2 separate regions of the Homo sapiens genome follow, and region 2 is linked to region 1. Evidence: chromatin contacts called from ENCODE Hi-C or POLR2A ChIA-PET data. All regions are on one chromosome and are shown on one strand. Each heading gives the region's core, a stretch centred on a gene start or an enhancer-like site at or near the end of the contact. The rest is flanking DNA. Distances are from core to core; before and after follow the strand shown.

Region 1 (6,294 bases), core at 1,636-4,135:
CCGCCCCTTCCGCCATGATTGTAAGTTTCCTGAGCCTCTCTGGCCATGCTGAACTGTGAGTCAGTTAAACCTCTTTCCTCTATGAATTACCGAGTCTAGGGCATGCCTTTATTAGCGGTGTGAGAACGGCCTACCACAGAGGATGAATTGTTCTAACAGGTGGCAGAATTTGGCATCATACCTAGCACGAGATACACGTTCAAAGAGTGCCAGCGTTGTTTATTCTCCTGGCAGAGCTGGAGGAATCTTGGTGGGCTTCACAGAGGAGGTGGCCTTGGAGCCACCCCTTGAAGGATGGAGGGATTTGGACATATGGTGCTTTGGAGAAACAGCCAGAATAAAGCCCTGTGGAGGTTGATACTCGAACCTCAAGCAACTCAGACTGGCTGGGCCCAGTGGTTGTGGAAGAAAATAGTGGAGGATAAAACAGGAAATGTAGGCCAGGCGCGGTGGCTGGGATCACCTGAGGTCGGGAGTTCAAGACCAGCCTGACCAACATGATGAAACCCCATCTCTACTAAAAATATAAAATCAGCCAGGCGTGGTGGATGCCTGTAATCCCAGCTACTTGGGAGGCTGAGGCAGGAGAAATGCTTGAACCCGGCAGGCGGAGGTTGCAGTGAGCCGAGATCTCGCCATTGCACTACAGCCTGGGCAACAAGAGCAAAACTCCATCTCAAAAACAAAACAAAACAAAACAAAACAAACAAACAAAAAAACAGGAAATGTAAGCTGGCCTGCATTTGGACTTCGTTCTGTGGAAGACGCTGAGCAGCTGGGATGGCCTCAGCCACCATCATCTCACTGAACCTTTGCAACAGCTCCCGACTCACCTCCCTGCCTCCCCTCTGTTCCCCACACTGCAGACAGAAGGGTGTTTTGGAAATCCGTATCCAGTCCTATCATTCGGGACTCACGTCCTACACTGGGCCCCGCTGCTCATGGTATAAGGACCACCCTCCTTCTGGTGCTGCTCGAGCCCTGCCTGGCCTAGCCCTGCCCACCTCTGTGCCTCCCCATCCTCCCTCCATCAGCCCCAGCAACGCTGACCTCCGTCCAGTCCCTCCTACCTCCTCAGTCAGCGACTGTTTTTTGAACATCTACACATTTGCCATGCAGCACCTTCGCACATGGCTGTTATCTCTGCCTGGGATACTCCTTCCTTTGGAAACAAACAATCTAATTCTTGCTCATCCTTCACATCTCAACTCAAATGTCCTTCCTCCAGGAAGTCTTCCCTGATTCTCCCCTTTCACGAGTTCTCCTGGTATCAAGTGCCTCTCCTTTGTCATGCCACCCACCACAGTTGCATTTTTACCTTTCTTCGTGTGATCACAAAGGAGGCCAGTGGGCCAGAAGTTCTGTGGGCACAGGAGCCGGGATGCTCCTCCGCGCTGCTGCGTCCTGGGGTCTCACACAGGGCCTGTTACAAATACAGACAGTGTGAATCGGGGGCGTGGGGAGAGGGTGAAGAAGAACAGAGACTGGTGCTGGGGAGATCTTTGAGAGGAAAGAGGCCGGGCACAGTGACTCACACCTGTACTCCCAGCACTTTGGGAGGCCAATGTGGGCAGATCATGAGGTCAGGAGATCGAGACCAGCCTGGCCAACATGGTGAAACTGTCTCTACTAAAAATACAAAAATTAGCCGGGCGTAGTGGCGGTCACCTGTAGTCCCAGCTACTTGGGAGGCTGGGGTAGGAGAGTGGCTTGAACCCGGGAGGTGGAGCTTGCAGTGAACCGAGATTGCGCCACTGCACTCCAGCCTGGGCGACAGAGCAAGACTCTGTCTCAAAAAAAAAAAAAAAAAAAAGATAGTGGTGATGCTCCTGCTTTGTAACAGAGGGCAGAGGAGCCGTCACGGAGAGGGAGGAGCGGAGCTCAGGCTACGGCAAGGAGGAGGAGGAGAGGTACAAGGCGTGGGTTGGGTTTGATGATGTCACGAGTTGAGTTTGATGATGTCGTGGGTTGGGTTTGATGATGTCGTGGGTTGAGTTTGATGATGTCGTGGGTTGTGCTTGATGATGTCGCAGGTTGGGTTTGATGATGTCACGAGTTGAGTTTGATGATGTCGTGGGTTGGGTTTGATGATGTCGTGGGTTGAGTTTGATGATGTCGTGGGTTGTGTTTGATGATGTCGCAGGTTGGGTTTGATGATGTCATGGGCTGGGTTTGATGATGTCATGAGTTGAGTTTGATGTTGTGGGTTGAGTTTGATGATGTCACAGGTTGAATTTGATGATGTCACGCTGTCCCAGACGGAGCTTGGAATGGAAGTGCAGGGCTGGGTGCAGGCTGGTCAGAATTTTGAGCAGTGAAGAGAACAGGACCCCAAGAGGGCACCTGCAGAGAGAGAACACAGAGAGGGAGGGGCACAGCTCTGACACTCAGTTTCTTCCTCAGGGAGGTGGGGCTGCATTGCCAACCTCCTAGGGTGATTCTGAGGCTAAAGGAGGTAATCTAGGTACAGTCCTTAGCAAGCTGCCTGGCATGAAGTAAAATCATCATCATCGTCTTCTTCTTTGTCATCATCTTCATCACACTTAACTGCATTTCCATGTTGAACTCAGGAGCCTCAAATAATCAGAAAATAAAGTAACCAAGGACTTCTCTGAGGCCCTGAAATCAGCCACACCATCAGAGGACTCCTGCGTGTGCCTGTTCTAGGGAGGGAGGGACACAGGACCCTTAGAGATGCTTGGGCTCCACCTCCTACCAAGTCATCCCGGGACCCTCCTAGGACCCTCTCTGTCCCCACCCTCATCCGTTTTAGCCGTTGAACTAGGTTCAGGAAGAACAGAGCTCACCGAGGAGTGATACATAAAACAAGGCCCCCGTGAAGCCACATGACTCCACCCAGTCCTGGTCTCCCCAGGCAACCACGAGGCCATTCATTCTTTTGTGTGATCCGGGAAGTGGGCTTGATTGAACGAGGATGTGGTTCTTGGGTGGGAAATGGAGGCTGTGAAGACAGTGTCTTTTTTTTTTTTTTTTTTTGAGGCAGTCTCACTGTGTCACCAGGCTGGAGTGCAATGGCGCAATCTTGGCTCACTGCAACCTCCACCTCTGGGGTTCAAGCAATTCTCCTGCATCAGCCTCCTGAGTAGCTGGGACTACAGGTGCACACCACCATGCCCAGCTAATTTTTGTATTTTATTAGAGACGGGGTTTCACCGTATTGGCCAAACTGGTCTCAAACTCTTTTTTTTTTTTTTGAGACGGAGTCTTGCTGTCTCCCAGGCTAGGGTGCAGTGGCACAATCTTGGCTCACTGCAACCTCCACCTCCTGGGTTCAAGCGATTCTCCTGCGTCAGCCTCCTGAGTAGCTGGGATTATAGGGGTGCACCACCACGCCCAGCTAATTTTTGTATTTTTAGTAGAGATGGGGTTTCACCATGTTGGTCAGGCTGGTCGCAAACTCCTGGCCTCATGATCTGCCCGCCTCAGCCTCTCCAAGTGCTGGGATTACAGGCATGAGCCGCTGCGCCCGGCTGACAATGTCTCTTTTTATGGAGGCAGGGGTGGGGGGTGCTTACAGAGGAGAGGAGGCCAGCGTGTCAGGCTGTAGGAAGAGCCCAGGGGCTGTCTTGGGATCCCAAAGCCGCTGCAGAATTGAGGCTTGCGCTGGGGTCCGGGGGCACCTGGCCTGTCTGTTCTTGCCAGTTGGCCTGGACCTGGTCCACCTTCTCAGGCCCTCGGTCTCTAGCCTGCCACCGCCACCTCCTCCACCGCCCTGAGAAGAAGTGCCAGGCTTTGCTGGGTTCTGCTCCCAGCTGTCCCCAGCTGGTGAGGGACAGGCGTGGTTAGGGGTCTGCACAAGAGGCCCTGGCCACTTCTCCGGGGACAGCCCTCTTCCTCTCCCCTAGAGTGTGGGCTGCCATGGGGACGGGATGTGTCTGGAGGCCCAGGCTCAGGGCCACCCCAGGGCTGCCTGCTGAGGCCCATGAAGCTGACCCACAGCCTTCCCGGTTCCCGGGGTCTCTCTGTGCTCTCTCCGCAGTCTCGAAGCAGCATGCAACAGGGCAACGTGGACGGCGCCCGGAGGCTGGGCCGCCTGGCTCGGCTGCTCAGCATTACCCTCATCATCATGGGCATCGTCATTATCATGGTGGCCGTGACCGTCAACTTCACAGGTGAGACCCAGCTCCTTGGAGAGGAGGAAGCCAGCTTGCCTGGTGTGAGGACTGCTCAAGGGTGTACCCAGCCTCAGGGGCAGAGGTGGTGGGTTGGGGGAAGGAGAAGGGCTGGTGGGGGCCCCGGCCTTATCCTCCCAGTCCATAAAGTGCCCCAGTTCCCAGGAGGGACCAGATGAGTGGGGATGGGCTGGCAGACTTGTCTTATGCCCAGAGAGTGAACTGATGGAAAGGGTGTGGAAAGTGCACAGCCTCGGAGTCAGAGGACAGGAGCTCCAGCTTCAGCTCTGATGGGCCTGGGACCAGGGTCGGTTCCTGACTAGCTGAGCCTCAGTGTTTCCTGGTATCAAGTGGCAGGAAAGAGCCTCCAGCAGAGGCTTTTGTGAGCATCACCCGAGATAAAGGACGTGACTGTGCTTTGTAAACACTAAAATCCCTGCAGTCAGCCGGGGAACCCCAGAAGCAAGCAGTGCATATGGTAGAATTCAAAAAGTAGGTGACCCTTCTGTGGGCACCCATAGGTGGCCCGGTGAAGTCATCCAACCAGGGGAAACATTTTTTATTATTTTGTATTAATTAACTTTATTTTTGAGATGGAGTTTCACTCTTGTTGCCCAGGCTGGAGTGCAGTGGTGCGATCTCGGCTCACTGCAACCTCCGCCTTCCGGGTTCAAGTGATTCTCCTGCCTCAGCCTCCTGAGTAGCTGGGATTACAGGCACCAGCCACCACGCCCGACTAATTTTTGTATTTTTAGTAGAGACGGTTTCATCATGTTGGCCAGGTTGGTCTCGAACTCCTGACCTCAGGTTATCCACCCACCTTGGCCGCCTAAAATGCTGGGATGACAGGTGTGAGCCGCCACGCCCAGCCCAGGGGAACCATTTTCTCTTTCTTTTTTTTTTTTTGAGATGGAGTCTCATTCTGTTGCCCAGGCTGGACTGCAGTGGCATGATCTCAGCTCACTGCAACCTCCACCTCCCAGGTTCAAGTGATTCTCCTGTCTCAGCCTCTCGAGTAGCTGGGCTTACAGGTGCCCACCACCGCACCCAGCTGATTTTGTATTTTTAGTAGAGATGGGGTTTCATCATATCAGTCAGGCTGGTCTCAAACTCCTGACTTCAGGTGATCCTCCCGCCTCAGCCTCCCAAAGTGCTGGGATTACAGGCGCCTGCCACCACGCCCGGCTAAGTTTGTATTTTTAGTAGAGATGGGGTTGCATCACGTTGGCCAGGCTGGTCTCGAACTCCCGACCTCAGGTGATCCACCAGCCTCGGCCTCCTAAAGTGCTGGGATGACAGGCATGAGCCACCGCGCCTGGCCCAGGGGAACCATTTTCAAAGGTGACTCTCTGCTGTTCAAGAAACCCATGCAGCTTGGTGAGGTGACTTTGGGGGGTCATCCGGGTCTGAACTGCCGATTTTCTTCCTTTCATACACGTACATCAGGAAGTCCCCAAGGATCTCTGCCCATTTCAATGAACCCTAAGCTTTTCCCCTAAAGACCTCGCTGCTCAAACTGTGCTCCCTGGACCTGTGACGGGATTATCGAGGAATGTGTCAGAAACGCAGAACTCCAGGCTCCATCCCTGAACCGGATTGGAATCTGGACTTTAATAAGACTCCCAGCCCAACCGTCAACGTTGGGAGGCACTGGTCTAGAGTGTGGGGTGCCCAACTTGAGCTTGGGACCGAAAGCCTGGGGTTCAGCTGTGGGGCCGCCAGCAACCTTGGCCACTTAGGAGAGGGAAGCGTTCGGGTTTGGAATCAGCGTGCCCAGCTTCAGAATCCAGGTCCCACACTTTCTCACTGTGTGAATTGGAGCGTGTGTGACAGTTTCCTCCATGAGTGAGTCTGATTGACATGCAGGTACATGCAAGGCAGGAGCCCACCAGCCCAGGACATTAGCCTCCGTCTCACCAAATGACGCCTTGGTCTCCATCCTGCTGCTGCTTGTTATTTTAGCCAGGACTTTTTTTTTTTTTTTTTTTTTTTTTTCCCCAGACAGAGTCTTGCTCTGTCGCCCAGGCTAGAGTGCAATGGCACAATCTCGGCTCACTGCAACCTCTGTCTCCCAGGTTCAAGCGAATCTCCTGCCTCAGCCTCCTGAGTAGCTGGGAATACAGGCACGTGCCACCACGCCCGGTTAATTTTTGTTATTTGT
Region 2 (6,294 bases), core at 1,892-4,391, 110 kb before region 1:
CCCGGGAGGCAGAGGTTGCAATGAGCGGAGATTGCGCCACTGCACTCCAGCCTGGGCGACAGAGCCGAGACTCCGTCTCAAAAAAAAAAAAAAAGAAAGAAAACGCTCCTGTTCCATGGCATCCAGTGCCTAGAATCAGGCTGAACCAGGCTCCACGTGGCCCCACGTGCCTCCCCCAACTCCTGCCTGGGAGATGTGCTGAGAGAGTGGGAGGGTCCCACTCACGTGGGCCAGGAAGGGCGAAATCCACTATGTAAGCCCAGGAGGACCCTCTTCCTAATCCCTGAGAGCTTTCGGGAAAGGTGTCTCAGGGAAGGGTGGGGAGAAGGGGCGGTGCCTTTCTAGCAACGGAGCAGGAGCAAGGTGCGGTGGTGGGGGCGGGGGGCGGCTCTCGGTTCGCCCCAAGCCCCCCCACACCATTACCCGTGATCAGTTACGCATCCCCCGGGGCCATGCAAGAGCAATCACATGATCCAGAGAGATTTGGGAGCGAGGGGGTGGAGAACTCGAGAAGGTTTGTTTTTTTTTTCTTCTGAGGGTGGTGGTGATGATGAGGGTGGGGGTGGTGATGAGGCTGGCAGGAAAGATTGCTGAGCCCGGGATTTTCAGCTCCCGCATCCAAACGGCCCCCGCGGATATCTGCACCCCCCGTCTCCCCTCCCACCCGATCCCACCCCAGCACCGAACCCCTGGGCCCTGAACCACACATGACCCGGTGCCCCTGGGGTGGCAAACTCGGGTGCCAACGACTGCTCCCAAAACGGCCTTTCGGCTTCAGCCTGGACAGAGAAGCTGCCGGTCCAGGGGCGGGGGCAGCACCCAGAAGGGCCTCCCTCCCCTGAGGCTCGCGGAGGCCGGGTTCACAACAGGTGGGAGGGGGGACGCAGCTCTCGGCTCGGTCCGCCCACGGTCCCCGCCCCCGGACCGCAGGAATCCTCTCTGGGGACCCCCCGCCCGCGCCCCCCAGACCAGCCCGGCTCCTGGGTCCCGACCCCGATCCCGATTCCCAACCCGACCCCGATCCGGACCCCGATCTCGCCCCCGCCCGCGCTCCCCGGACCAGCCCGGTGCCTGGGTCCCGATCCCGATCTTGGGGTCCCGATCCCGATCCTGGGGTCCCGATCTCCATCCTGGGGTCCCGATCCCGATCCTGGGGTCCCGCCCCCGCCCGGCACACGTACTGCTGTAGAGGGTGTCGATCCAGGACAGGCGCGGCAGGCCCCGGTGGCTGAGCGGCTCCATCCCGCGGCGGCGGCTCGGTCAGATCCGAAACCCGACCCTCATCGCGCAACAAAGGAGGGAGAGCGGGCGGGAGCCGGGGGAGGCCGAAGTTGCGAGCGCGGAGGGGCGAGGAGGCCGGGAACCAGGTCCCCGGGAGGAGCGCGGGGCGGCCGGGGCAGGGGCGAGGGCGGGGCGGGAGCCCCCAAAACCCTCCCGAACCCTCCCGGCCCCAGCGGCCGCGCCGAGCCCAGCTGCGGATCCCGGAACCGATGAGCAACTTCGCGGGGGGCGGGGCGGGGGTGGGGCTTCGTGGTGGGGCGGGGCTTTGGTGCGGGGGCGGGGCTTTGGTGCGGGGGCGGGGCGGGGAGGGACCAATCGGCTCGAGGCTCCGCCCTCCGCAGGACGCCCCCGGCCGGGCTAAGGGGGCAGCGGGGCTCCGGCGCTGGGCGAGGAGGGGCCGCGGGGGTCTCGGGGGGTCTCCAGGCGGCGGCGCAGACCCAGGTCCCCCTCGTCCCCCCCGCGCCGGGCTCAGCAGGATCCTGGCGATCCGCAAACCAGGTGCCGTGGGGGGCCCGGGAGCCCACAGGGGTGACATCACCTCCCGCCCGGGATCTCCAAGCGCGGCTTCGCGGGCGGGAGCGGCGGCCGGGCCCCTCCCCAGCCAGACCCGCTGCGGGACCCACGGGGTGAACGTCCTGCGCGCCGCGGGACGCGCCTCTCTCCTCCCGAACCTTCCCCCGCTCGTCCCTTTCCACACCCCTGACCTCTGAGCGCGGCCGTTCCCGCCACACATGGAGGGGGGCGGGTGGAGACCCGGGAGGACCGAAGTCACGGGGGCTGTGGGGCCAGGACAGTCCCACATGTGCCCCTCCTGGGCGGAGGACAAACTGGAGCCAGGAGAAGCCCCAAGGGCTCCACGCGTTCCCCTCCAGGACCCCTCCTGGGGACCCCGAGCCGCGGCCTGGAAAGCCCATCGTGTTTGCATCATCACCTAGAAATGGTGGGAAGTCGGGTCAAGAGGCCTGAGAAATGACCGTTTAGAGACGAAATTCCCTCTAAGGAAGACCCCCTCGCCCAAGGGCAGTGAAGAGATTGGGGGCCCCATGCCTGTCTCCTGTGGGCTGATTCTGTGGGAGCCATGGCAGCTTCCCCACAGACCTCTTTGGGCCAAGCGACCCTGGAGCAGGGAAGGACAGGAGGGGAGTCAGGCCAGGGGGGTCCAGGGCAGTGGGGCTGAAGCCCCTTCCTGAACCCAGGGAAAGGGAAGCAGTGGGGCCCACCCAGGGGGCCCGGTACCCCAGATAGTGACATTTCAGATACCGGAGCTGTCTCCACCCCACCCCATCCCCAGGCAGCTTAAGGGGAAAACTTCTGGGAGCCCAGCCCTACAGAGGCCTACCAGGAAGGTTAAGTCAGCCTGGCCTTTGCCGGGGGCAGTGTGGTCGGCACCCGCAGAACGCTGGAGGGGTGTGGGGGTCGGTCCTCATCACTCCAAACAGACACACACACATCTAGTTCTTAAGGGGAGAAGCAGCTCCTCCCCCAGGATGCTGAGAGGAAGCCCCATAAGCTGCTTGGGCAGAGGCCTCTGCAGCTGCCCCAGGGGAGATGGGGGTCACCCACTCATCACAGGCTGGGGAGCCCCTGGGAGACGCACAGGATGATGCTCTGGGTGGGGAAGCCTCTACAGGTGGCTGCAGCAGAAGTGGTTTTCAATATTATTAGCCCGTCCCTGCGTCCCCAGGGCTCCCTCCGCCCCAATCCTCCTGGCTCAGGCACCAGCGCTGTCTCTTGCCGCCCCTCCCTGCAGCTGTCACCCTCCCACCGTCCCTGACTAGCACACAGGATTGGGAGGGCCAAGCAGGCACCTGGAGCTTGGCAGGGAGGGGGCGTGCATCTCCAATGAGACGCTCCAGAAATAGAGCTTCGGCATGGGAAGGGAACGAGCAGGCTCTCGGAGGACCGCGAGGCCGGAGGAGCCATGAGGGGCCAAGGGCATCTCTTCTTCCCACCTGGAACTCTCGGAAGACAGCCCAGGGGAAAGGTGGAAACGGGCGTGAGCTGCCGCCACCAGGAGCCACCAGCCCAGGAGGCAGCAGCACCGTCCCCTCCTCAAAACAACAACAAGCAAGAACGCTCGGGCCCTCTCCCCACACTGTGGGGTTTTCCTGATGGCCACATCCGGCGCTGACTGTGAGGGAGCTATGGATGTATGCTTCTGCGTGAGTCACATACATTTGCGTACATTTTACATTTTTATCTACAAAGGCTTGAACAAGCTATTTTCAGCATCCTCCAAGCTAAAATGTGGCAGTTGCTTTCCTTCGCGTTGCCATAGTTTGCTTTTTTCTGTCTACATTCTGTCCAATCCTGGCACTCTCGGACCCTCCACTCCACAACACGATAGAGGGTAGAGGGAGAGACAAATCTTGAGGGCTCTACAGAGGAAACTTCTGATAACGAACACAGAACACCGACTGTGTGCCCGGCTTAGCGTTTCGTTCACTAGCGTGATCTCACCGTGAATGTCACTGTTATCTCTGTTTTCTCCATTTTCCAGGTCAGAAAACCGAGGCCCTGAGCAGCTGAGTAACCCACTCAGAGGGTAAGTGAGGGCTGGGACTTGAACCCTGGCACTCTGTTCATGCTCTTTTTCTGTTTGTTTGTTTGTTTGTTTTTGAGACAGAGTCTCGCTCTGTCGCCCAGGCTGGAGTGCAGTGGCACAATCTCGGCTCACTGCAAGCTCCGCCTCCCGGGTTCACGCCATTCTCTTGCCTCAGCCTCCCGAGTAGCTGGGACTACAGGCACGTGCCACCACGCCTGGCTAATTTTTGTATTTTTAGTAGAGACGGGGTTTCACCTTGTTAGCCAGGATGATCTTGATCTCCTGACCTCGTGATCCGCCCGCCTCGGCCTCCCAAAGTGCTGGGATTACAGGCGTGAGCCACCGCGCCCGGCCTGTTCATGCTCTTAAACACCACGCATACTGCCTCCACGGCCAGCTAACTGGTGATCACCGGGTGCTGAAGGTCCTGAGAAATCTCTGCGGGTCCATGGGGTTAGAGACCACCCTCTGGGAAACCCTGTCAACCCTCTTCCATCTCCAGACGTCTGTCTCAGACAACGTGTCTCAGGAAAGGGCAGTCACTTCGAGATTCCCTTGATGCCTTTGTTGGATGGCTTCCAGTAGATGTTAACACCACGGCCAGATGCTAACCTTGGCCACAGAGACAAGTGTGTGAGCCTTTGAGCACCACAGTGATTTGGGTGGGAACAGAAACCTCCGCATCCCTGGCACTGAGGAGTTGGGGAGATCCAACGTCACGCGCTGGGAAGGAAGGAGTTAAAGAGTCCTTCTCCTCCGGGCTTTGCCAAAGGTGATGCTACCCTGAAGTGCTCTAACCCCAGCGATCAACCCCAATCTGTCAGAGGAGCGGGGAGCTGTGGCAGACAGACCTTCCTGATTCAGCTAAATGTGGACCGGGTGGGGACCAGCCAGTGCTCCCCAAGGCACTGAACCCCCATCTATCACGCTGCCTCCTCCAGGCCCCTTCTAAGCATTCCCCAGACAGTCCCTGGGGCCAGTGCTCTCCACCCTCCCAGCCCTCCCTCCAGCCTGTGCACTCAGACTGTCTGCGGCTCTCCAACCCCAGGGTGACCTGCCTGCTCCTGCCTCATCACTGGACTTAAAGGGGATTTCATGGTTGGGTGCACCGCCAGGAGCACTGGGTTAATGACGAGGGGCTGAGTGGGAAGAAGGTACATCCCATTTTCAAGGCTATTTGCCCTGCTCCTAATTCCCAAGCACGTGCTACTCACGGCCTCTCCAACGACCAACTCTTGCTTCTACCAATCAAGGTAGAAGCCTTGGTTCTTGGCCAGGACAGAAAAAAGGGGACGGGCCCTAGAACCAAAACTGGGTATCTCCACATTTCCTCCCTTCTCATGTTAGCAGCTCAGCTCCACTGCACACGACAGGAAGGCCCCAGGAGTCTCTGCTTCCTTGATCACCCAGAGGTCACCGCTGATGACAAAAATATGTTCCCATGCGGGGGCCAGGCAGGGAGCCCCGGTGCGTGCAGAGGCTGAATACACAGTGGGTGGGAGGGAGTGGGGCCCTCTACATTCAAATGAAAAACCAAAACCAAAAATAGACTGTGATGACCAAAAAACCGAGAGTTTGCACCCTCACTGGCCCATCAGGTCCTTAAAAGCTGGGACTGGCCAGGCGCGGTGGCTCATGCCTGTAATCCCAGCACTTTGGGAGGCCGAGATGGGCAGATAGCCTGAGTCTGGGAGTTCGAGACCATCCTGGCCAGCATGGTGAAACCCCGTCTCTACTAAAAACACAAAAATTAGCCAGGCGTGGTGCATGTGCCTGTAATCCCAGCAGTGAGCCGAGATCCTGTCACTGCACTCCAGCCTGGGCAACAGAGTGAGACTCCCTCTCAAAAAAAAAAAAGCCAGAGCCGGGCACAGTTGCTCACGCCTGTAATCCCAGTACTCTGGGAGGCCGAGGTGGGTGGATCACGAAGTCAGGAGATCGAGACGATCCTGGCTAACACGGGGAAACCCCGTCCCTACTAAATATACAAAACATTAGCTGGGCATGGTGGCGGGCGCCTGTAGTCCCAGCTACTCGGGAGGCTGAGGCGAGAGAATGGTGTGAACCTGGGAGGTGGAGCTTGCAGTGAGCTGAGATCACGCCACTGCACTCCAGCCTGGGGACAGAGCAAGACTCCGTCTCAAAAATAAAAAATAAAAAAACCAGGACTGCATCTTCCTCACTGGGCAGACCCAGTGCTCAGCGCAGTGGGTGAACAAGGCTCAGGTAGACTCCCAGCACAGCTATGACCACATGGTGCCTCCAGATCAGCTTTCTGCCGAGCGCCCAGCAGATCGGCATTCAATAATGCACATTGAACAAATAAAATTAATGACAGCTAACAGTTATTGAGTGCTTTTTTTTTTTTGAGACAGAGTCTTGCTCTGTCACCCAGTCTGGAGTGCAGTGGGCATTCTCACAGCTCACTGCAGCCTTGAACTCCTGGGTTCAAGCTGATCCTCCTGCCT

Evidence for each region. Hi-C counts contacts between places; a loop is a spot of excess contacts on that map. ChIA-PET counts read pairs that join two places held with the same protein, here RNA polymerase II (POLR2A). Pooled maps may share reads with other maps.
Region 2: a pooled map shows a loop between it and region 1 (1.8-fold over the local background). The contact joins the promoter of ABR-AS1 here to the enhancer-like site in region 1. A Hi-C loop is called at or near these places in 5 of 50 pooled maps. POLR2A ChIA-PET finds 5 or more read pairs at or near these places in 2 of 52 experiments (T-cell and activated naive CD8-positive, alpha-beta T cell).

The regions. Positions count from the first base shown.
Region 1 is chr17:1,291,491-1,297,784 of GRCh38, forward strand. TRARG1 (trafficking regulator of GLUT4 (SLC2A4) 1 (gene/pseudogene)) reads left to right here. Exons shown (of 3, transcript NM_172367.3): 2 at 4,001-4,133. Among named protein-coding and RNA genes, the nearest start is that of TRARG1, 15 kb to the left of the region's middle. Within about 2 kb of position 2,886, at least 2 of the 41 ENCODE cell types and tissues checked have a DNase peak (open chromatin) inside an H3K27ac peak, as active enhancers do.
Region 2 is chr17:1,178,486-1,184,779 of GRCh38, forward strand. ABR-AS1 (ABR antisense RNA 1) reads left to right here and starts at 3,142. Exons shown (of 3, transcript NR_187271.1): 1 at 3,142-3,443; 2 at 3,782-3,826. ABR (ABR activator of RhoGEF and GTPase) reads right to left here and starts at 1,496. Exons shown (of 23, transcript NM_021962.5): 1 at 1,182-1,496. The coding sequence starts at 1,242. RefSeq lists an enhancer at 1,537-2,303.